Regions from separate parts of the Mus musculus genome. Here regions 2 and 3 are each linked to region 1. Evidence: chromatin loops called from intact Hi-C (ENCODE). Cell type or tissue: left cerebral cortex. All regions are shown on one strand.

The links. Hi-C counts contacts between places; a loop is a spot of excess contacts. Peaks named below come from ENCODE experiments on the same cell type or tissue, not always from the same donor. Only the 100,000 strongest peaks of a DNase experiment are listed, where the experiment ranks them.
Region 2: it touches region 1 in a loop (4-fold over the local background); 5 of 42 quality-filtered maps call a loop at or near these places.
Region 3: it touches region 1 in a loop (4-fold over the local background); 7 of 42 quality-filtered maps call a loop at or near these places.

The regions. Positions count from the first base shown.
Region 1 is chr6:83,711,367-83,719,366 of GRCm38, reverse strand. It overlaps Vax2 (ventral anterior homeobox 2), which reads right to left. Exons shown (of 3, transcript NM_011912.4): 1 at 7,824-8,000. It overlaps Vax2os (ventral anterior homeobox 2, opposite strand), which reads left to right and starts at 7,166. Exons shown (of 6, transcript NR_002871.2): 1 at 7,166-7,264. It overlaps Gm32943 (a long non-coding RNA gene), which reads left to right and starts at 4,593. Exons shown (of 4, transcript XR_003956456.1): 1 at 4,593-4,683; 2 at 5,098-5,594; 3 at 6,119-6,307; 4 at 6,443-6,569. In left cerebral cortex, no CTCF peak of the experiment used is centred here; DNase peaks (open chromatin) are centred at 3,671 and 4,222; H3K4me3 peaks cover 207 bases.
Region 2 is chr6:84,587,489-84,595,488 of GRCm38, reverse strand. Cyp26b1 (cytochrome P450, family 26, subfamily b, polypeptide 1) reads left to right here and starts at 1,581. Exons shown (of 7, transcript NM_001177713.1): 1 at 1,581-1,700; 2 at 7,296-7,687. The coding sequence starts at 7,484. In left cerebral cortex, a CTCF peak has its summit at 4,973; DNase peaks (open chromatin) are centred at 5,408, 6,144, 6,433, 7,773 and 1 more place; H3K4me3 peaks cover 2,064 bases.
Region 3 is chr6:83,075,388-83,083,387 of GRCm38, reverse strand. It overlaps Pcgf1 (polycomb group ring finger 1), which reads right to left and starts at 4,998. Exons shown (of 9, transcript NM_197992.1): 1 at 4,910-4,998; 2 at 4,388-4,493; 3 at 4,120-4,272; 4 at 3,883-3,954; 5 at 3,643-3,748; 6 at 3,433-3,466; 7 at 3,248-3,334; 8 at 2,758-2,838; 9 at 2,533-2,678. The coding sequence starts at 4,966. The coding sequence ends at 2,631. In left cerebral cortex, a CTCF peak has its summit at 4,631 (motif pointing right); DNase peaks (open chromatin) are centred at 4,783, 5,041 and 5,645; H3K4me3 peaks cover 1,841 bases; H3K27ac peaks cover 1,510 bases.

The sequences.
Region 1 (8,000 bases):
CCCCGTCCCCCAATATATGGCAAGGCAAACTTGCCTGATGGACTTTATGACTCAAAGACATCATACTGCTCAGAAAACAAAGGCCATCACAAAACTGAGAAGCAAGCTATAAACTAGAATAACCACAAAAGCATTGAAAGCAATGGTGTGTGTGTGTGTGTGTGTGTGTGTGTGTGTGTGTGTGTGTGTGTGTGTGTAATACAGATGTCAAAAGGAAGTCAGCAGCAGCCACTGGGCTCACAGGGGAAGACACTCAGCTTCCTTAACAGAAGTGAAGTTAGACGCCAGTTACTCAGAGTCTCAAAGATCCACAATGTTAAGGAATGGGCAAAGGTAGAGGTGAGAATTACTAGATTTTTTTTTTCAGAATAATTTGATAATACCTATGTCCATGCAAATAGGCCAGGTGTGGTGGCTTTTCCATAGAATGGGGAATGGAGACAGAGAACCCAGAATGAGAGATCAACTTAGCTACATAACGAATTTTAGGTCAGCCTGGGCTACATACACGGACTGCTTTAAAATGCCAAAACCAAGGGGCCAGCAGATGACTCAGCTGTCAAGCCCGAGGACCTTCCCCTGGGTTCCATCCCTGCTTCCACAAGGCAGAGAGATCTGACCTCCAAACGTTTACTCACATTCACACATGCAATAAGTAAGTAAACAAACAAACATGTAAAAACCAAACCAGAGGCTGGAGAGATGACTTAACAGTTAGGAGTATATTACTCTCTTGTAAAAAGAGCATACTGTTCTTGCAAAGGACTAAAGGGTGGTTCCCAGTTGACAACTGTCTGTAGTCTGTAGCTCCAGCTCCAGGGGGTCCAATAACCTCTTTTGGCCTCATATACATGCACATGTGCACACGCATGCACACACATACACTCACACACACTGAAGAATAAAATTGTAAAATATTTAGCAAGAACAATTCACCCTAAATCAACAAACTTAGCAAAATAAAACAAGTCATAAGAAAGGGCTAGGAAAACCTAGGGGTTTGGCCAGCATCTGGGGTGCAGAGGAGGATGTGGAAAAAGTGACTGTCCCCTCATTCTTGGTAGGAAAGTAAATTGTCACCACCAAGAGCAGTTTGGAATTAACTTTCAAGTTATAAACATAGACACCCTTTGACCCAGTAACCCACTTTGAGGAACTCCCTCAAAGAATTTACCCACCAAGTGGAGCTAAACATAACAAACAAAACAGCCAAGTTTATTTACTGCATAGTATATGCAATAGCAATAGCCCAATGTCTTAATAGCACACTAGCTATGTGACATATCCATACAAAGAAAAACCGTACATTTGTTAAATACAGGCAAGGATTCTTTATATATAAAACGCAGTGGGAGGAAAGTAAACACATAGCTGTATAGATGTGTAAAACCATGCAAATGATCTAAAAGAGTGGATTACAAGGCAATGAAAATGGCTGCCATCTTACCATAGAGTTTAAAAAGGAGGTGGGGACTGGGGTGGTGAGAAGGCTCAGCAGGTTCTAGGCAGAGATCTGGGGAGATACAACCTGAGTTCCCTCCCCAGGACTCAGACTATAGGCAGGAACAAGCTCTTGACAATTGTCCTCTGCGTGTGTGTGTGTGTGTGTGTGTGTGTGTGTGTGTGTGCGCGCGCGCGCGCGCGCCAGCAAAAGAAAAAATGTATAATAAAACAAACAAACGGGTACCTGTGAAGGAAGTTCTGGTGAATTCCCCACTTGACAATTAAATGAAGTATTTTAAATATGTATGCCTTTCAAATCAGCACTTTTTTCACTGAAACATTAAAAATATCTACGCAAAGCCAGGAGCCTTAGGAATTCATTTCACTGTATTTACACTAAATCAGACCAAGTGCAGGTCCTTCCCACCCTACATAATTAGCTTACTCAATGGTCAAAGGACACAGAGCTGTTGGAACTGCAAATGCCCAAGACAGTTAAAAAATTTCACCGATGACTTTCAAAATAGCCTGAGGAAAGTGCGTGGAAGGGCAAGGAGGAGGCTTCTGGCTTTCTTCCCCCTCCGGTTCTGCCTTCCTGTGAAGTGTGTATTCGGAAATGAAAGCCTGCTAGGCCATGAAGCTGAGTACGGCCTGCCCAAGCTGGACCTTGAGGACAGGATCCTCCCTGCAGCTCCAGAGTCGGTGAGGCCAAGCCTCCAGGGAAAGAGGGAGCAACTCTTTTTCTAAGACATCGCATCTTATGGGTGCATGGGTGGGGTGCATGCAGACTTAGCTAGTGGTTTCAGCTAGGTCGTTCTTAGATTTTTGTTGTTGTTGTTGTTTTGATTTTTGTTTTACTTTTGTTTTTGGTAGACTTGGAGGCTGACCTTGAAGCTGAGGTAATCTTCCTGTCTCTACCTCCTATAGCCTGCTGGCATTACCAACCCAGCCACTACTCTGGTCAGCCAGTTTTGGTTATTTTTGCTGGTCGAGCCTCGTAGAAGCGTCCGCTGTGGCTCTGCACTTCCTAAGACCTTGCAATAGACTCCTATGCTTTCACAGCGCTCCCTCCCCAACTCTCTGTCTCTGTCTCCCGCCCCCCCCCCTCCATCCCCTCTTGCACAGGCACACAGATGCACAGGAAAAAAAATTAAGGTTGTCCAGTCTTAGTTTTTAACGATTCTCAAAGTTAGAAAATTTAAAAATAAGATGCTGTCAATCTCATAGTTTAACAGTTAAGCTACATGCTTCTCCTGTCCACATGAATGTGTAACGCAAAAAAAAAAAAAAAAAAAAAAAAGGAATTTCAGAACATTTGTTTGGGAGTGGTCATTAACCGTCTCATGCCTAGAAAATAGGTAAAAGTAACAAATGGACATTTTTCATTTATTTGGCAAATGTTTGATTGCCTGTTGTGGGCTGGGAACGGAAAAATGGCATGGACTTAGCAGACACGGTGTCCACCTCTCCTACTCGGTTTCTACGGGCACTCAAAAAATAAAATAAAATAAAATAAAATAAAATAAAATAAAATAAAATAAAAAAATTCAGAAATCTGACCCCCTGCTCTCCTGACGCTCGATCGATCCTCACGCTGGATCGCCGCACGATCCAGGAGTCCAGTGCGGGTCAGTTTTGCAGCCATGAGTCTTAGGAGACAGCAAATCTCCAGGCTAAGATATATCGTAGGCTCAATCATGCAGGTACACAGGGGTACACATTGGTGTCTGTGGACAGAGTCAAGAAGAAAGGAGGGCATAGCTCAGAGAGCAAAGGGTTTGCTAGGGCAGTGCCTCTTCAGGCTGACACCCGGCTTCAGTTCACAGTCTTGAGGCCTGGACTTGATTGCGTTCATCCTTGACCAGGAAGGCCGTATCCGTCCCAGGATCGCTGGCCCCTCTACGCAGTGTCCAGACCGCTGCAGGCGTCTGCAGGAGGTGGAAGAGCCTTAACCGCCATTCCAGATTCAGGGAGGAAGAGCCCCGCTCTTAGGCTACCCTGGGTCTCGGGGGAAGAGTTTGCTGGCCTCCGCGTCTTTCCTCCGACCTGCGTGCAGAACAGGGGCCTTCACAGTCTCCGGGTCTCAGGAGAACCAGGTTCTCTCAGTTTGTCTCAAATTAAACAAACCGGAAAAAGAAGGACAAAACCAAAACAAAACAAAACACCCCACAGGCTCCCCCTGTCGCCCCCGATTAAAATGGAATGGGAGAAATGTATCCAACCAGGAGAGGAACCGGAGGCAGAGACAGTCGAGCCATGGCGTCTAGGCCTATGGGATGCATGGATAACCTTTCTCAAGCCTCATCGTGAAGATGAGTTTGGAGGCGGAGCCCGCCTGCATCTCGATCCATACTCTCAGTTCCAGCATTCCAAAGATTTGTCCTCAGCACCCAGTCGTTGGGTCCCTTGGATGTGGGAATCCACCGCGACTATGGAGAAGAAAGCTCGAGAGAAGAGAGCCATTTAACTCGCCCCCACAGTTTTCTGAAAATGAGTCTTGGGCGGAAAAGAGGTAACAATGCCACGTTCTGCCACCTGCTTCAGTTTCCTGTGGGGTGAGAGGGTGGTTAGAACATAGAGGGGGGAATACAGACTCAAATCAAGGGCAGCACAAACCAGCGGTGAGAATGCGGGTCTCCGGCCACCCACAATCGAAATAATAGTGAAAATATAAAACGAAACACCACTGAAAAAAGTTAAAAGGACTCCTCGCAAATACTAAAAATCTTAAGAATTAAACTTCAAATTTTCCGAAAGCGCGATTTTCTAAACGGTTCTACAGCCCACAACATACATATGTTTCGAGCGTATGCGGGGCAAGGTTTCCGAATGTATCCACAGAGTGAGATATGGAGGCCTCCTCAGAGGCCCGGGATTGGTTGGGGCTTTGCCCAGCTCTCTGCAGTCCAACGCTGCCTGGGGTTTGCTGCACAGCGCCTGCTCAGCAGGACCAGGCTTGAAGCCTGGAGGTCTTCCAGGCTCAGGGGCCAACTCCAAGTGACCATTCTCCTGGGTTCTCTGTCACGGCTGGCTGAAGGTTTTGAACGGCCAAGTCGTGCTCACAGTTTAAGCTATTTCAAGTTCAAGGTTCGGTCTTCTCGGGGACCCCCGTGGACCTCTGAGTACCGAGCGCATGCGTCCAGCTTCTGCTCCAGGGCGTTTTTTAGCCGAGCGGATGACTATCCGGGTGGATGACCGGTGCTTCTCAGAAGGATCTGCCATTCAGAGGCAAAGGCTATGGTAGGCTAGAAACGGGGCGTTTTGTTTGGAGACCTGCCGAGGGGGCAGCAGGCTTCAAGGGGCACTCCTGACAGAGAAGATTATTGGTGCCTCTTGGCATTGACCTTAAAACTGTGGCGCCTTCGCAGATCTATCAAAATCAGTTGAATTCTCTTCCGGGTTGCTACGGAAAGCACCAGGGTCCGAGGCAAAGGTGGTGGCGGTGGCAGGCTTGGATTACCAATTGCAGGGATCTGTGAACTACACTTTTCCCTCTTCTGGTACCAATCCCGCTCCACTAAAAGAGTCAGTGTAGGCTTGGCCCACTGCAGGGTGAGAGCAGAGTTGGAGGCCCCATTCCTTCTGTTGTCGCCTTGTTGATCGCATTGGTGATCCCCTTCCAAGACAAAACAAAAGGTTCTTCCCACACTACAGGATCTTGACCAAGGGACGGGCACAAGGGATGCCTTAGAGACTGTGGCTTCCTGGAGGAAGCCTCACTGTGGAAGTCATCTTGGTGGCACAGTATTTATGCCAGCGGCTGGAGACAACGCTTCCATTTTGAAGGCAGGGTGAGCAGACCAGGGGCTACCAGCTTTGTATTCTCAGAGGAAATCTGAGACGTTGGCCAAGCAGATGGTCTGACTCTCCTTTACCTCTAAACTGCTGGCTTTGCACAGCAGCTCATTCTCTGGGGCCACGATGTGTGTGTGTGTGTGTGTGTGTGTGTGTGTGTGTGTGTGTTGGGGGGTAGTTAAGAGAGATTTCTGACTAACACATCACACCAGTAGACAGAATCTGCAGGTCACTCCAGTGCTACCCCACTCCTTCCTTCCACAAATATTTACGGAGAGCCTGCAGACTGTTTTCTGTGACAGCACCCTGGATCCTCAGGCAGCTTCCTGAAGAGGAGGGAATCCTGGAGGCAGGAGGTGAGACAGCAGTTCCGCTCACCTCAGCCTCCAGCTGCCCTTGGCCTTTCCAGTGCTAAAAACCTCTCTCAACCAATGCCACACCCGGGCGTGGGAAGGAGGGTGAAAAGAAGTGGAGAGGGTGGGGTCATTTCTTATGCCCACATAAGCTCTCCTTTGCACCTTAGAAGAATTGAGGGGGCTACGTACTCAGAGGACCAGAGGACAAGGGTAAAATGTACTAAGGAGGGCTCTTAATTTTGGACAATGGGGGCTTGCCTTCCCCAGTGTTGGGTTGGCTTTTCTCATGGAAGCCTCTACCCTCAGCTGTGGTGGGGCTTCGAGCAGTGACTGACACGGGTGACCCTGCCTAGGAGGGATTAGCAGTAAATGACGTCCCCGGCATTTCAGGCCTGTAATGACAGCCTTGTCATTAAATGGGGGAGGGGCAGAGGGATTTACGTTTCTGCATTTGCTTTTTATTTCAGTCCAGTGGATAACTGTACTTGTATTTAATATTTCCATTATATTTTACAAATGTAAAGGAATTACCTTGTGTGGGTACATTATAAAAGTATACCCCTGAAGAGGTACCCGGCATGCGCGTCTCTACTTGACTTAAATGGCTCTATCCCAGAGGACAGAGGGCCACATTTTACTCCCACCTCTGCAAGTCTGCACCAGAGACAGTCCCACTGATGCCCACGAGCAAGATTTATTTGATCTACATAAAGGTTGGTAGAATGGAGGAAGATGGTGTTTGGGCGCATAACTCAGTCATCCTGACCAGGGGAGACGCCTATTCTTAATGCATAGCACTGGCAAGGTCCTTAGCCTAAGAGCTTAGGCTGTGTCTTCATTTCTGGAAGGCTTGCAGATTCCCTCAACGAAACTCAACTGGTGGTCGCTCCTTGTCCTTAGAACCCCTCAGATGACAAAAGGGAATTCATATTAACCCCAGGTAACCTACAAGTCCTCACACCTGCGGGGATTCCTGGTGGTGTAACTGTCTTACACCATCAAGCGGGTCCCTAGAATGGCAGTAGCCACCCAGCCTTCCAATGACCACACCTATTCCCAGGAGTGTTTCTTTATTCAGGGTCCCTGGCAGCGTCTTAATTTAAGAGAGCTTCCTGTACCTCCATGCCCTGCCCTAGCTGGCTCTCAGATCCCCAGGGCCACTCACATGGTGACAGTGGTGGTGGGGGTCAGGAAAGTTGTACTCCACCTGCTCTAAGATATTGACTTGGGTGACAGAAACCTAGGTTTCCCTCCGTAAAAGAAAGTTGGCTACAGGCCTCCTGAGGCCTGTGGGAGGCAGCTGGGGGAAGCCAAGTGAGTGAGTCCGAAACCCCAGGATGGCGGAAAAACAACAGGCCTCAGGCCTAGGATCCAGTTGACCGCAGGACCCGAGACTTCTTTCTCCAAGTGTCTACCTGGGAGAGGCCCAGACCCAGGATACTGGCATTGGAGGTTTGGATCTGGATGAGCGATGGCAGGAGAGTGCCGGGAAAGCAAGTTTGCTGCGGGGGTTGAAGGGGGATGGGTGAAGGGGCTCCGACTTCGGGTGAGGGCGGGTGGAGCCGAGGAAGAAAGCGTCGGCCAGGCCAGGCGGCCAGGCCAGGCGGAGGAGCGCCGGAGCCGGCGGTATCCAAGCGAGTGGGAAAACTGGAGCAGCGGAGCCGCGGCAGGTCAGGCTACCCTACCGCCCACCCAGCCATCTCTAAGCCTCAACCCACGCAAGGCTAGGTGCTGGGAAATAAGGCTGGGTTGAAGCGGGGACGCATCCGACTGCCTGCGTGGCCCAGCCTTCCTCAGCAGCTGCCCACTCGGGTCCCTCCCAATCCTGTCCCTACAGCGCGCGCGTGACTTTCTCCGCCCTTGCTCCGGGGACCCCGGCGCGGAGGCCCTGGCTCTCGGTGTCGGGCTTCTCCAACTGATTCGTGTCCTTACTACACCAACCAGCCCGGATGGGCCTAGAGAGAGAGAAAGAGAGAGAGAGAGAGAGAGAGAGAGAGAGAGAGAGAGAGCACCGGTCCAGCAGGACGAAACAAGGTCCAGCCCCCTGCTTTGTCCCCCGCGTTCAGCTCAGTGTCCCGCACACAATAGGCACTCGGAGTATTTACAGGATGAACTACCAAATGAATGAACCACTGTATGATCTGAGAGATGGACGTTGTAGGGATGTCGGAGGCCCCAGGAAAGGCAGCTTGGTGGCCCAGGGAATCAGAGCTGCGGCTGTCCCCTTACCTCGTACCAGGATGCGGCGGCAGTGGTCTGTCTCACCGAGCGCCTGCTGTCCGTCGCTGTCCCCTCCGCTCTCCCTGGAGCCCGCAGGGCTGGAGGCGGAGGTCCCAGCAATCTCCCTCGGACTCGCGCTACCTGTGTCAGCACGCAAATCTTCCGCTCCGCGGTGCTCTCCGTGAC
Region 2 (8,000 bases), 880 kb before region 1:
TGGGAGAGCTTAAGTTACTACAAGGTCTGCGATCCTGCTCTCCCTTCTCCTTGGGGGGAGGGGGGGGAGAGGTGGAGAGAGAGAGACAGAGAGAGAGGCAGAAAGAGAGAGACAGGCAGAGAGAGAGAGAGAGAGGCAGAGAGAGAGACAGAGTCAGACAGAGACAGACAGATAGGAGATAAAGAAACAGATAGAGACACAAAGAGACAGAGAGACAGAGAGAAACAGACAGAGACAGAGACAGACAGACAGATTTAGAGAGACAGACAGACAGAGAAATGGACAGACAGAAAAACAGACAGAGACACAGAGATACAAAGAGTCAGACAGAGAGAGAGAGAGAGAGAGAGAGAGAGAGAGAGAGAGAATAGAGGTCACAGGCAAGAGGAAGTAACCTGTGGCATTTTTAACTTGAGGAATCTGCCAACTAGATCTCCAGCCTAGCCTGGGGCAAGGGTTAGCTTGTCTGGCAGCAGCTTTGGAACAGAACCCCACAGGCTGGGGAAGCAGGAGGGTCTTGCTTGTCTTTCTGTTGTTTTTCTCCTAAGCTGGCTGGCTGCATCTGGCTGCCACTCTATCCCCTGTCCCCAATGAGAAGCAATCCAGTGCTCCTCTGTGCCCTCCTTTGTCACAAACCAGCCCTGATAGGCCATCTCTGTCCATTAAGCCATCCTGGCAAAAGATGGAAGCTGGATTAGCAGGGAGAGTCCATCCCATGCCTGTCCCCACTGTTCCCCTAAAGAGAGCTGGCTAGCCGGGCTGTGATGGGGGACAGAGGGTCCTTTTCCTTCTGAATGACCTCTGAGACGATGCTTCCCTGGCGTAGGGACTGGAAAGGAGATGGGAGTCCTGACAGCCCAGGAGGGAGGAGACTGCACTCTAGTTTGTCTAATTCAATTATGCCAGATGAGCAGTGTTCTATTTACAAATCAACACGCTTGTATTTTCTGAGATTGCCCAGGATTTCCGAAACTCCAGAAGAGGGTGGAGGAGGCAGATTGTGACACCAAGCAGTGTGCAGGCTGGTTCACTTCAAGCTCTGCCCAGCCCTTTTCTGTAGTGTTTTTACCTTCCACAAAGGCTCTGGGTTCCCTGTCACGCTTTCTTTTTTTCTCCCTGGATCCTGATTGTCCTTCAGTCCTTTGTCACCAAGTGTAACTTGATAAACTGAGCAGAAACACACTGCTGTCCCCATCCTTTCAAAACTGCTGCCAGAGAAAGAACACAGGGGAAAGAGAGCTGAGGTCTTTGAATGGACGTTTAAGCAGGAGTGCGCGTGTGTGGGAGTACACACACACACACACACACACACACACACACACACACACACACACAGAGAGAGAGAGAGAGAGAGAGAGAGAGAGAGTCACATACATACCAGGACGTAGAGTTGCCTAGGGTGGTTGTCTCCCAGACCATTGTGCATGGGGCCTGGTCCTGAAGTCCTAGGAGCAATGCCCCCCCAGCTCCCAGGGACACCCCTCATTGCAGGCCCTTGTTGCAGCCGCCCAGTGGGCGGTGCCAGGGCAGGTTTCAGGCTATAAAGGGCTCTTGGCTCCCTGGGTCTGAGGGAGCGCCATCTCTTCGACAGTGTCCCTGCCAGCCACAGCCAGCCTGGGGCACTGCCCATACCCCATCGCCATCGGGCGGGCTCTTCCTTTGGACACAGCTGCCAGTTGCGCCCCTTCCACCTTCTATCGGCAAGTCCATTTTCAGATTGCTTTAGACTGTATTGGTTGTAGGGCAGAAGGAAGTCTGGGCTTGGGGCTTTGATGGCGGAGGATGGGAAGAGTCACTTCTATAAAATAATTCCTCCTGGGCAAAGTGTTTGGAGCCAAGGCCTCCCCAGGTGAGGAGTGTGATGGGACTTGGCTGCCTCCCAGGGAAAAGAGAAAGTTCTTTCCCAGAGGGCTGTAGATGGGTGGGTGAGGGGCCCCTTCTAGCCGGGCCTGTCTGTGAAGTTGGGAGTGAGGAGTCAGACTCCTGCCAGACTGATCCTTTTGCACATGGACTGTTATTGAAAAAAAAAATCAAGAATATTGCTGAAGATACATGGGTGTGGGTAGGAGGTAGGGGCAAGTCTCCGCAAGGGACAGAGAAAAGGACGGCCTGAAGGAGAAAACGGCAGAAATTGAATATACCCTTGGATTTGGTAGCAGTGACCAGAAAGAAGGTACCTCCAAAGAGGCTGGGGCTGGTGAGGTTCAGGCAAGTGGCATTTGTGAGGGGCTTCTTGAATTCTCTGTACAGCCAGACAGCCCGCTGGGGAGTGGGTCATTTAGTTCTGTGAGCTCTAGAGAGGCAATTCTTAACACTGGAGGTGATTTTCACAGCAGCTTGGACAGCAGGAGTCCAGCCCCTCTCTCAAGAGCGAGGGCACACTTATGCGGTGTCCTCTAACCTGTCCTTGAGTTTCTGGGCACCAGAGGGCTACCACTGGCCTTGTGGCGCCCGTTCTGGAGAACCCAGAGAGGCAGGGTGATGGGCAAAGGCAGGGAGAGGAACGCTCTGACAAAAGCCGAAATCTAGGGTGGGGGCCCTTCTTATCTGCAGGACTTTACAGTTCCCACCCAAGCTCTGCAAAAGGGTCTGAGCAGAACCTGCTGACCCAGGGCTTTTCCAGACAAGGGACTCAGGATATGGGGGGGGGGGGGGCAGGGGGAGGACCTCAGAATAGAACAAAGGCAGTCTGGGACCCTATGAGGTTAGCTTTCCAAAGATTCCTTGGAGCTAGTGGGGCTACAGAACTCTGGGAATTACCTCTTTTATTCTTTCAGCTATACTGTCCCCAGACAGCTGAGGGACACTAGACGAGCCTAGTTGGTCTTTAAGTGCCCAGGCATGCTTCCCACCCACCACTGCCTGGCCTTTCGGTCCCCACTTTACTCTTGCTCACATTTTTATTCTGGCTAGAGAAATGAAAAGCTTTGGGGTGAAGAAATTGAAGCATTAACTGGGAAAAAATCAGGGCCTAAACTATGCAAATTGAGTACAAAATGGAGGGTTTCCTCCATTTAACAGAAAAGTGCCCCAACTCAGGGGATATACTCCTGTTGGTAGGAAAGGAAACAGAGCGAAACTGTGAGCAGTGTCCTCATCAAACAAATATACAAATCCCTCTACAAAATAGTGTTACTTTGCAGTGCTGTGCGCAGTGTGTGGAAAGGATGATCAGGAATGCGCACAGAGAAGGGTGTGGAAGGGGAGCTGTCCTCTCTACTCTGTGTGTAGGAAGCTGGGGACACAGAGCCATCCTGGCAGCTCTGTGTCCTGAGAAGTAGGCCTTGAGACAGACAGATCTGTGCTTGTGCAGGTATTTCTAGAGCCCCAGAGGAATTTGCCTTGCTGCCTGTCTTCAGCCTCGAACAGTGCCTGAGGCCTACCCTTCATATTTTCTCAGGCTCAGCTACCAAGCCTTACAAATGTCACCCAGGCAGAGCCTCCCTTGACACAATGTCCCCTGACTGAGGTCCCAGTCTGCTCCAGCTGATTTCAATGTGCCTGGAGTGCTCTGGGGACACTCCCTGAACCTGGGCTTTGGTGCACCTTGGGCAGGAGTTGGAGCCCTAGATGTATCTGGGCTGTGGAAAGGGTTTTGTGAGTTGCTGAGATTAGCAGTATTGGCCTGGATGGGGAGGGATGCTGATCCGGGGACATGGCAGATCATTTCAAGTCCTAGCTGACAGAAGCATTCTGACCTAGAGCCCTAGCCTACTCCAGGAGACTTATGGGTTAAATCCTAGCTTAACGACAGCTTGTAAGGGAAATGTGTTCTGTGGCCAGAGCTGGACCTGGAAATGCCTGTTTGCACAGAGCCTCAGCCTGGGGTCAGAGTCAGTATGTCTCAGTGACCAGGATTAAGGGTTAATCTGGTCAACAATTTGTTTTCTGGCATGGGCTGTGGACCAGGCCTGTGTCTGGCACCATCAGAAGTCCACCCCGGGCACTAACAGATTGTCCCTCCTGTGTATGTGGCTCTTGGCCTCCCTTTGTGCTGGTAGCGTCTTTGCAACTTCTTGTCAGATGCAGCTTTCCAATCCACCTGCAGCACCTCCAAGAAGCCTTGTGTATTTCTGCAGCATACATTCCTTCCTCTCTCCTCCTCCTCAGCACGCAGGGGACTTGAAGAGAAACACGTCCCATCAGGACACACTGCAGCTGTTACAGTGAGGCTGTGTGTCCCCCAGGACATTCGCCAGAGCAGCACTTGGCAGCTCAGCAGTAAGGACTTAGGACCCCTTCCTTTCCATCCCAACTCCCACTCCACACTTGAGTGGGAAGAAAGTCCAGGCAGGGGGAGCAAAATAGGCTCCAAAGCCAAAGTGTGTGTGTGTGTGTGTGTGTGTGTAAGACAGTACAAGGAAGTGTGGACTTTTGACCCCAGAGTGGGCAGGTCCTCTGGATTCAGTTTGGCTGCTTAGAAAGAAGCATTTCCTGGCTGTGGACAAGGATCTCCTGTGTATGGCCTTGTAGATTTCAATACCTATTTCCATGCAGCCTCATAGTAGACCTTCATGTGGCTGTGTTCATGTCCCTTTGCCCACAGCGAGATGGCCCCAGTATTGGTCTTCCCCTAAGGATATTTTGCCTGGAAATACTGGTAAACTGGTCATATTCATAGGGTACTTCAAGACATCAAGGTCCCCAAAACTTCCCAAGCCACACTCTGCCATCCTCCTAGGGAGACTGGACTAGCACTGGCCTCGCTGATCTTGCTTGCTAAGAGGTCCTGTAAAGTAAAATTCACCTAAGCAAACACTCCCCAGCTCTCTATTTCTGGGGTCACAGTGGTTCTGATGTGACTTCGTGTCCCGGTTCCGACTGTCCTGTGGAGATGGGGCAGCCTTAGGATTCTTAAACTGAACCCCTGGGAATATCTTCAGGCTGTCTCTTTGGAGCTTGTCCCCAGTTAGGAAAAGATATTTAAGGAGGGGGAAGCTGAGACAATATGCCCTGCGGCTGTAGTACTAAAACTAACCACCAGGTGGGGTTCCAAGGCAGAGAGTGAGCGTGGAGCTGACCCAGCGCTTGCAGCCAGAGCCGGGCTGAAAGAGCTCTGCTGGCCGAGTCAACTTCAGTTGCCGCGCTCTCTGGGCGAGAGACCGCGCGCGCGTAGACGCGCATCTTAGACGCTCTCGCACATTTTCTGATAGTGAGCTCTAAAGCAGATCCTATACCGGATGCAGGGGACTATTAGCAGAGTAGGATGATTAGTTTACACGCTCAGCACCCTAAACTGCAGGTGGCATGTCTAGGATGATTTCTTTTTATTATTACTAGTATTTGCTCCGGGAGTGTGGGAGTGGAACAAGAAGACTAGACGTCTGGGGAAAACCAGAGGCAACGGACAGGGAGAGCTACGCGCTACTCATGCAAATACTGGGGCCGCTGTGTGCAGCTCCGTCCCGGGCTCTCAGGAGAGGCCATATAACAGGCAGATCCATGGATGCGCAGACACATACGGTTATGGATAGACTCTCAAACTCAAGTTCTCTCCACCAGCGTCTGGTGAGAGCACATGCAGGTGCCACAATCACACCCCACATAGGATGGGGCTCTGGACTCTCCGTGGCTAGCTCTGAGAAGGTGGTCGCGCTCAGTGGCATGTTTACTTATTCACACATATCTGAGAACATGTGTACAGGACTCCCGCGGCCTCTGGGTACAGGACCACTGCACATGTGTCTCAGGTGCTGGACACTTTCCAGGACCAGCACTAGTGACTTGTTAACGTGTGTGTGTGTGTGTGTGTGTGTGTGTGTTGTGGTCCTCAGGAGTGTTAGAGCATTGGTAGCCCGGGACTCACACAGGCACAGAAGACCCTCCAGGCATTGGATGGTAAGAAACATGTGGATCTAGACTACTGAGGTTTGTAGATGCAGATATTAGGAATGCGGACCCTGGCTATAGGCAATCAGGAGGGAATAACATGTATCTTTTGAGTTTGCCGGGTCCCACGGAATTCCGCGAGATGGAGTCTGGGTAGAGAGACTTCTGGCAACTCCCAATCGAGGGGGACAGTCGGATAAGGAACTTCCACGCAGAACAGCCAAAAGCTGGGAACCAGGGAGGGGATCCAGGAGGGAGAAAAAGCAGGAGTAAAGTAGCTTTATAGTCAAACTAGCATCAAGAGGGTGCGCACCGTGTGCGCTCCTGTGTATGTGTGTGTGTGTGTGTGTGTGTGCGCGCGCGCGCGCATTAGTGTGTGCATGCGCGCTCGGGCATGTGTCTCATCTCATCCGTTTGAAGGTGCTGGACTCGGCGAGACCCGGGCGAGAAGGAAGAGAAGGCGCGAGGTGAACTGAGTTTGATCCTGAGGCGCCTACAAGTGGGTCCCCGGCGGGCGGCGGGCGGGGCGGCTGGGCGGGAGGCCGGCGGGAGCTCACACGCTCGGCAGCCGGCCGGCCTCTCACCACGCCTCCCGCTTTGTGAGCGCGCCCAGGGGGGGTGCTGGACGCGCGCCCACGGCGCTGCTCCCGCCTCTATATAAACACACGCATCGCCTTGCCTTGGATCAAATCAGATTGAGAGACGCTTTTCAAACCACCAGCCCTGAAGTCCTGCCTCCTGCTTTCCCCTTCTTTCATCCCTTTTTGCCTTTCTTTCTTTCTTTCCTTTTTTCCCCCCCTCATCTCTTCTCTTTTCCCTAACAGCAACTCCAGAGCCGAGAGACTGCGTCCCGGGACAGACTGCCTTTTCTTAATTGATAGATAGCCGGGCTCGGGTTTTCCCACCTCCTCCCCCAACCCCACCCCGCCTTACCCCTCCCTCCCGCCGCCGCCGCCCCAGAGCCCGCCCGGGGCTCTGTCGCCGGCTGCGTCCCTTCCCCGCTGCGGCTCGCCGACTCCGCACTCGCGCTCGGGCCAACGCGCCCGCCTGCCCGCCTCCGAGTGCCGCGGCCGCTCCAGCTTCTACACTCGCCTCATCTGGGGAGTCTTCTCCCAAGCCCCCAAAGTTTCTGGGTTCGTTGGAATTTTTGAATTCCGGTTTTTTTTCCTTCTTTTTATGTACCTAGGAATCTTGGAGGAATAGTTTTGATAAATTGATCGCACTTTCCGCTAGCTCTCGGTTCCCCTTCTTTTTGCCCCCCTAGCTTTAAGCAGGAAAGGGGCTTCCGAGAGATTCCTGGTGGATAAAGTTTTCCAAAGTTTTTCGTGTGTGATGGTTGCTGGGAGAACAAGCTCACCAGCTTAACTCAGCTCCATCTCACCTCCCCAGAGCCCGCCTAAAGGGACAAACAAACAAACAAACAAAGTTACACCTCGAGTCGCCTCGTGTCTTCTCTCTTCTTCCAGGCAATCTTTTTCCTCTCTCTCTTCGATCACCTCGCAGCCTCCAGCCCCTTCCCCTCGGCCCCATCTCCTGGGTTTCTCCGAGGGGTGCCAGGACCCCCTGCCGCAGCCTCCCCTCCCCCGTCACTCTGGTCCGGCCCTCCCCTCCCCCATCGCGGACCGCACAGCCAATCCCCCAAGCGGCTGCCAACATGCTGTTTGAAGGCTTGGAGTTGGTGTCGGCGCTGGCCACCCTCGCCGCGTGCCTGGTGTCCGTGACGCTGCTGCTGGCGGTGTCGCAGCAGCTGTGGCAGCTGCGCTGGGCTGCCACCCGCGACAAGAGCTGCAAGCTGCCCATCCCCAAGGGCTCCATGGGATTCCCGCTCATCGGAGAGACTGGTCACTGGTTGCTACAGGTAAGCGCTCTCTCGAGGAGTCCGCTAGCCGCGGGTGTCCGGCCAGGGGGCGCCGAGAGCTCGGACACTCGGAAGCACCGGTCCCCGCCCCGCCCCTTCCTTGCCTCAGCCGGCGCCGCCTGGGTTTCCCCAGCTCGCCTGCAGCGCGGCTCAGAGACCTCCGGCGCCCTGTGAGCTAGTTAACGAGGCCGGGTGAGCTAGTAAGAGGGATATTGACCAGGGTAGGTAGCAGAGAGGGCTCCCGAGTGTGATGCTCCGGGCTGCAGGCGTCCAAGCAGGGGTGTGCGGAGAGCGCTGGGGAGCGAGTCTGGAG
Region 3 (8,000 bases), 640 kb after region 1:
CACCACCACCACCACCACCACTTTTTAAACTCGGGGTGGGACTGAAGGACACAAGCTGCTGTTCTGCTATCTGATTGACTTAAATTTTATATAAAAATTGTTTTTGAAAATTTCATAATTTGTATTTTGATCGTATTCAACCCCAAGTCCTCTAAGATTGATCTCTCTGTAGCTGAGCTGTAGCCACGTCCTTCGCAGAATTCCAGGGATGGACTCCCTGCAGAGCTGCGCTTGAGTGCTCCTTCCTATCACTCCTCAGGAAACTCCTTAGGGGTGGCAGGCTTTAGACGCATGCGGAAGGTAGCAGGGAAATACCGCTGGGATAGTTAACCCAACATGCACTGCTGTTGAGGTCGTCTCCTGGGAACAGCTCTGTTCTGCATGGGGGAGGAGTCCCTGAAGAGATGAGACATCCTCCCCTCATAACACATACCCCAAGTTTATAGGAACAGCATGGAGACAGGGGAGGCTTTAGAGGTGACCCCCCCCCCCCCAGATCCCTGTCTCCTACCTCAGGCAGTCAAGCACTTTCTTATTGTTGGAGACTGTACTCCATTCAAGCTGGCTGAGAACGCTCCTGCTTCAGCTCCCCTAATGTTAGAATTTGATGGGAGTCACTTGCCCTACCTCATCTGCAGCACTTTTTTTGCCTTGGCCCTCTAAGCAACTTGTTGGTTTCCAGACAACATAATGAACGCTGGAGAAGGTCCAGATGCAAGCTTAGGCTTTCTTGGCTCGTGCGGCCTGCATCCAAGGCCAGCCTTCCAACCTCAGCTATGTACCAGGACCCCCTTGAACCCCAGGCATCAGCCTGCAGTCACTGAGAGCTAGGCTTTACAATCTTCCACACTTACACTGGCTGCTCCTTGAGGCTCATCCCAGGTTGAAGAGCAGCCTCAGGCTCCCTTCAGAAAGTCCTGGGGGTGGCCCCGACTGCTATTTGTTCTGGCTTTTCTTCTCCTCCTTTTTCAAAAAAGATTTATTTTATGTATGTGAGTACACTGCAGCTGTCTTCAGACACACCAGAAGAGGGCATCGGATCCCATTACAGAAAGTTGTGAGCCATTATGTGGTTGCTGGGAACTGAACTCAGAACCTCTGGAAGAGCAGCCAGTGCTCTTAACTGCCGAGCCTTCTCTCCAGCCCTTATTTTTTTTTCGTGACAGTGTTTCTTTGTGTAGCCTTGGCTGTCTTTAGCTCTGTAGACAGGATGGCCTTATTATTTGGGGGGGATACTTTCTGACTCTCCCAGATAGCTATCTATAGAATAAGGACACTGGATGGGATTATCCTCAGAGCCCGGTGGGCTTTTACAGACGAGATATGCCCACGCCTGGCCACACCCCTCTCCTGTGAAGCACCTTTTCCTCCTTAGAGCTCACCATGGCGTCTCCCACCTGGGTTCCTTAAGGGTTACACTGTGGATTTTATCATTTACTGGAAAAACCTGTTTTTAGTTGTGGTGTGGCTCATCCCTAGCCCACACCTTTTCTCCAAGAGCTTTCTGCTTGAGTACTGTAAACAAGATTAAATAAAGTCAACCATAAGAGACAGAGCAAGCAACTAGTTGACAGGAAATGAATATAGATTAAGAAAAAAAAAAAGTGTTGGTGCACACCTTTAATCCCAGCACTCGGGAGGCAGAGGCAGGCGGATTTCTGAGTTTGAGGCCAGCCTGGTCTACAGAGTGAGTTCCAGGACAGCCAGGGCTGCACAGAGAAATCATGTCTCAAAAAAATCAAAACCAAAACAAACAAACAAACAAAATCAAGAGAGAGAGAGAGAGAGAGAGAGAGAGAGAGGGAGAGAGAGAGAGGGAGAGAGAGTTAAGAGGGATTCAGGAGGAAGACTAGACAGATGCACAGGAAGTAGAAGAAAGGGGGCATTTAGTTTAAAGGAAGTTTTTTAGGACAGGGGCATTCCACTGGTTGAGGAGGAAGGTCAGCTGGGTGCTTTCTGCCTAAGCAGGCAGGTTTGCACTCCAGCATCTGGCTCCTAAGTCTTCATTGGTAAACTCAAACTGCTGAGATTTTGTTAAAGACAATAGCTCCTCCTCGACCACCGTTTCCTCATCTTGGCTTCACTGACCCCCCTTCCCTAAGCTAGCTGACCCTTCTGTCCTGGGCTCAGATCTGCTCTACTAGATGCCATTCGTAGGGTCTTTCTTGTTTCTATTTTCCAGCTATACAGAATAAAGTTATTTGGATTTTTCCTTAAATATTACTCTTCTTCCTCTTCAGTCCTATTGTGGCCACATGTCCTCTCTTGACATGGATTGTGACATCCACTGGGGCTGGCACCATATACTGCAGCATATGAAGACAGCAAGAGCTGCCATCTAGATAGCATTCCTTCACCAAAGGGCCAGGTTCCAGTTCCCCGTGAGCCTCTATCCCTCTTCTTTGGCAAGCCATTGAGGGCATTTGGTAGATGGAGGAGACCTTTCTTTCCAGTGAGAGCTGGGAGACTTAAGAGGAATTAGGACCCAGGCCAAAGCCTGAGTGTGTAGCAGGTAAGAAGGAAGATGAAAAGTGCTTTTTAAAAGCATTTATTTCAAAAAATAAAGCCACAGTTAATTTCACATAAATATCTGGGGAGGGGTGGGAAGGGGGTGGAAGCAAGCCTGGCCCCTACCTCCTCTTCTCTTTCACACTGTATTGGAGAAGCAAAGGAGATGGCTAAGGAGAAAAGGGAAAGAAGGAGTGAGTGGGCTCTCAGCACCTGCTGGCCCCTCAGCCCACTGTGCACCCGGCTTACCTTGCCGAACCAGCGGGACAGCCATAGCTGTTTCATTGTCATGTGATCTGGGAGAACCTCATTGTCAAAAAGGAGCTGTACCTAAGAGGGAGATGGGCAGGGAAGTAGTGCTGGACAGAGACTTGTCCCTAGACTCTGTCCGTCTCTTCCTCTGTGCGGCTCCACTGCTGCGATTACAAGTTTGCACTACTATGCTAGGGTTTTCTTTGTTTGTTTTTAGGTCTGGGAACTGAACTCTGATCCTGGTACTTGAAAGGCAAATACTTGACTAAGCTATCTGAGCAGACCGCTCTCAAACCTTTTTTGCTCCTGTAAACAAAGTCTTACTCTGGAGTCCAGACTAGCCTGGAATTCACTATATAGCCTAGGCTAGCCCTGAACTTGAAGTGATCTTCCGGCCTGAGCTTTCTTCCAGGTACAAGCTGGCAAGCCAGACATGCCCTCCCCTTTCAGTCCCTTGTTTTCCCCGTAACATGATGGGCTTACTTACATGCTGTGGATTTAGCATTAGTCGGTGACACAGAACCCTTCGGAGATGGCGGACCTCAGCTCTCACAGAACACCGAACATACTTGTTCTAGGAACAGAGAAGGAGGGGAGGGCACAGGTGTCTGAGGGAAGGGTTGCTGGGAGAAACGGCTCCTTCAAAGGGGCCCTCCCCTCAACCCCTCTCACCTGAAGGACATTTTTATTCTTGTCTTTGCCAGAACTGGATGGAAACAGATACAAGTTAGAGGGTTCCACTTTTCTTGTCTCCTACCTAGCACAAGCACCACAGCACACTTTCTTCAGGGGAGCAGACACTCCCTCACCCTTCCCCCCAAGTCCCTTAGCATCTGGGTCACCAGTAGTATCACTTCACGCAACCTCTGACCTGCCCCTCACCTCAGCCGCTCCAGGCATAGGCTCAGCTGTTCATCATATCGATAATAGTGGGCTTTAGAGTGGTCAAAACTGCTGAAGGGGAGGCCAAGGTTGCTCAGGGCTGGCTCTGAGGAAAAGTAGATATTGAGGAGGCTGGTACAGGTTCCATACCCTCTTCTCCCCAGAGAGCAAAACCAGGCAAAAGAGATGCTCTGAGGGCTTTAATTGCCCCCCTCCCCCAAATGAGCACCAAGGACATACCTTCACCACTGGGCTGGGAGACTCTGTCTAAGCCTCGGGACTGATAGAATTCCCGAATCCGTTTCTCTTCACCTAAGGAGGGGTGAAGGGCAGCCATATTAATTCTCTTTGTTTTGGCTGTTGACCTCTTTATCTTTGTATTTTTTTGATTCCCAACAAAACTGTTGGGAACAAAACGTCAAGGTGCCACCCAGCATTAGAGTCAGGAGGCCCCACAAATATAAGGTGGCCACTCACTGTCTTGCAAGCCTGGCACTAGCTTATACACTATGTCCTGCATGACCCGATCCAGTTTGAGATTGAGCAACGGCTGCGTCTCGTGGATCTTGATGTTGCACATGGGGCAGTACTTGCTGGTTTGCAGGTACTTCACGATACAACTTTTGCAGACTGTAAGAGGAGAAACGAAGATGCTCAGGTCCCTTGGGAACCCGACACATGGGACAGGCAGCACAGAGGCTGGCAGCCAGCTTGGAAGAGGAGAGACAGGATCCGGGACACTCACAGGTGTGGAGACACTCTGTGATGGTGGTGGCATCCACGAAGTAGCCCGCGCACAGGCAGCAAACGATGTGTTCATTCAGGTCTTTGATCTTCACCCGGACCTCCTCCTGTGGACACACCCTCAGTCACTCCCCACTGGTCTTGCAAGCCCACCCCATCTCACCTTCTGCAATTCCCAGCAACAGAGCAGTTTGTTATTGGACTGGGTCGTCTGGCCCCCGAGAAGAGACGGGGGAGTGAGCTCCCCCTTCGCCCAGCAGAGGGCTCCGCGCACAGCGGGTGCTCTCTTTTCGCGGACCCGCCTGACTCTCTTTTTTCCCTCGGGAGACCAGACGCTGTCGGAGACACAACGCGCAAGCGTCCAAGTCCAGCGTTTGGCAACTCGGCCAGAATCGCGCGTGCGTATCGCGCACCCCGTGGCTGCGCAAGCGCACTGGGCGCCCATCCCGCCGCCACCCGTCCTCTCCTTCGTTTGGGTTCACACAGCTAACGGACCCCAGCAGTCATCCCGCTGCCCCTGCACCTCGTTCCGTAGTGGGTCCATCTTGTACACTGACTGGAGCTGGTTCCGAAGCCTCATCGCGATCGCAATCTGGCCCCCCTGAGGAGACGCCATCTTAAAGGCTGATCCCAGCCCGCCACTTCCGGTACCGCCTGCGGGGCGGGACTTGTCTCCTAGCAACGAGGGCCTCACATTCTCCGGATTGGCTAGTTTTCCGGCACACCCCGCCCTCGCCCCCTCTTTAGCTCCCCGTGTGCTCACCTGAGCCCGCTGCCCCCCCAACAATCGGTGGTCGTTATGGAGGGGGGTTGAGTGAAGCAGGGTCTCTGCGGTGCACGCTCCCACGGGCGTCCTTCCAACGGCGCGCACACAACCTCTGGATCAACTTCGGTAGCTTGTGCTAAGAGAGCCTGTGTGCCCTGGGACCCCGAAGCCGGGCTATCGCCCGCCGCTACAGCTCCGGAGTGTGGGAGTCCTGGGACCCGACCTCGCCTCCGACCCGGGGTCCTCTCTATACAGTGCAGTCCTGCTCCGCTGCGGCGTCCGCGTTGCGGAGCTGCGTCCCAGCCGCGGGCCTTCTCCCGTCTGCGCCGCGGGAGTTTTTTCCGGGCTCGCGAAGTCTGGGAGAGGGTGCCCTGGGCGGGGTGGAGAGGGAGAGACCCCCCGGGGAACCGGGAGCTCTTACTCCCCACTCTCTCCCTGCTGCCGAGGATGGGGAGAATAGGCCCTGGCTAATGATGATGATTTAATCATCGGCGCCTGCGGAGGCCTGGGACAGACTAATGCAGAGCAGATGCCGAAGGAGGAGGGGAGGATTGACAGCGAGGAGACTTGGGCAGCGAGTGCCTGCAGTAGCATAGGCCCGGGCCCGCACTTGGGGAGGACACAGGGGTTCCCGGGTCTGGTACACTGTCATCACTGGGTCCCTACGGCGGAATTTTAAAAGAATAAATTTACTCTGAAGCGTTATTAGCATCGAGTACAACTGGAGATTCGAGTGAGAGGGGAGAGACTGGCGGAAACTTGAAAGGCTCTCTGGAGAAAATTGGGACTCTTGTGTGGGCATGATTGACAAATGGATGCACGAGAGGTATAAATGTGATGGAAATAGAAAAAAAAGGCAGTGTGAAGAGGAACGACCAAAGAAACAGGTGTGGATTGAGAGCCCCAATGGAAGGAATGGGGTCTAAAAGAACTGGAATAATTAGGTTGAAGGTAACAGGAACCTCACAGAAAGGAGTGTATGTCTGTTACCCCATAAGTGGTAGTACATAAGCGTCAGGAAAGTATTAAAGACTTGTTAATCGACTACATACAGCTATGGTTTACCTTCCTGGCCCAGGCCACCTAGTCACCTCTGAGCCACTGCAGGTCTTGACTGCTTGCCCATGTCTATATCGTTCCCTCTTTAGACCTTTCTTCCCACAGCATGGCAAAGTGATTCTGATCATAGGTTACAAAGAACACACGTTTTTGATGATGTGTTTCTCATGTTGATGGTGGTGCTAGTTTAGTGGACATGTACATGGGGCAAAACCAATTACAGTATACACTTTAAATACTTGCAACTTGCAGCGTATCATAAATTAGACCTCAAGAAAACTGTTAAAAGTGAGTTCCAGCTGGGCAGTGGTGGCACACGCCTTTAATCCGAACACTTGGGAGGCAGAGGCAGCCGGTTTTTTGAGTTCAAGGCCAGCCTGGTTTACAGAGTGAGTTCCAGGACATCCAGGGCTACACAGGGAAACCCTGTCTCAGAAGAAAAAAAAAAAAAAAAAAAAAAAAAAGCAGGGCATGGTGGCGCACACCTTTAATCCCAGCACTGTATAGCTAGGGCTATAGAGAAACCCTGTCTCGAAAAAAACAAAAAACTGTTAAAAAAAAAAATGGCACAAGCTTAGGGGATCAGGAGTGCAGGGCCATCCTAGGCTACATAGCAAATTTGAGGCTAACCTAGACACTTAAGACTGTCTCAAAATCAACAAAAACAATAAGTAAATCATAACATTGAAAAAATTGTGGAGCCAAGTATGGTGACACACACCTTTAATTCTAACAGGCAGGGCAGAGGCAGTAGATCTCTTGAGTTTGAGCCCAGCCTGGTTTACAGAGCAAGTTCTAGGATAGCCAGGGCTATATAGAGAAATCATGTCTCAAAAAACCAAAACAAATAATCTGCTTGGTTTTTGTCCTTTTCCAATTTAAGATATTTTAATAGTGCAGAGCGTACAGCTCAGTAGTAAAGTGCTTGCCCCAGCTCTTTGTTGACCCTAGGAACATACAAGTAAGCAACCTCAAGGACTAGAGAGATGGCTCAGATGCTAAGCACTGGCTGCTCTTTCAGAAGACTTCTGTTCACTTCTCAGCACCATATAAAAGGTTTCCAACACTCTGTCACTCCAGCTGTAGACAATCCAGTGCCCTAGGCTGGCCTCGCAGGCACTATACCATGTATGTGGCACACATACATACATGGCACTCTGGCCTCACAGGCACTATACCATGTATGTGACACACAGACATACATGGAGACAAAACACTCGTGCACATAAATCTAAAACCAAACCAAACCCCAAAACTTGATAGCTTCCCTTTCCAGTCAGAATAAAAGTCTAAGGTCTTGCACGGGTTCTCTAGCCACACTGGGCTCCTCGATGCTTGTTCCGTAGACACACTGAGATGGGCTCTGCTTTGACACGCTGGCCATCCTTGTCTCTTTCCCCATCAGGTCTCCACGAGGCTTCTGTCTCCCAGCTGCGTAAATAACCCTATTTGACCTCTAGTTTCCTTGCTTTATGCTTCTTACCACTTTAACATTGTTAACATTTTATTTAGCATCATTTTTAGCTTTGTTTTAGTTGTTTTTTTTTTCTTCTCATGAGACAGGGTTTCTCTGTGTAGCCCTGGCTGTCTTGAACTCATTCTGTAGATCAGGTTGGCCTTGAACTCAGAAATTTGCCTGCCTCTGCCTCCCAAGGGCTGAGATTAAAGGCGTGGGCCACCACTGCCCTTGTTTTAGCATTGTTGATGTTTATTTAGTTTTGTTTGTTTTTGAGACAGGGTCTCACTATTTAGCCCTGGCTACTTGGCACTCACGAAGCAGATCTGGCTG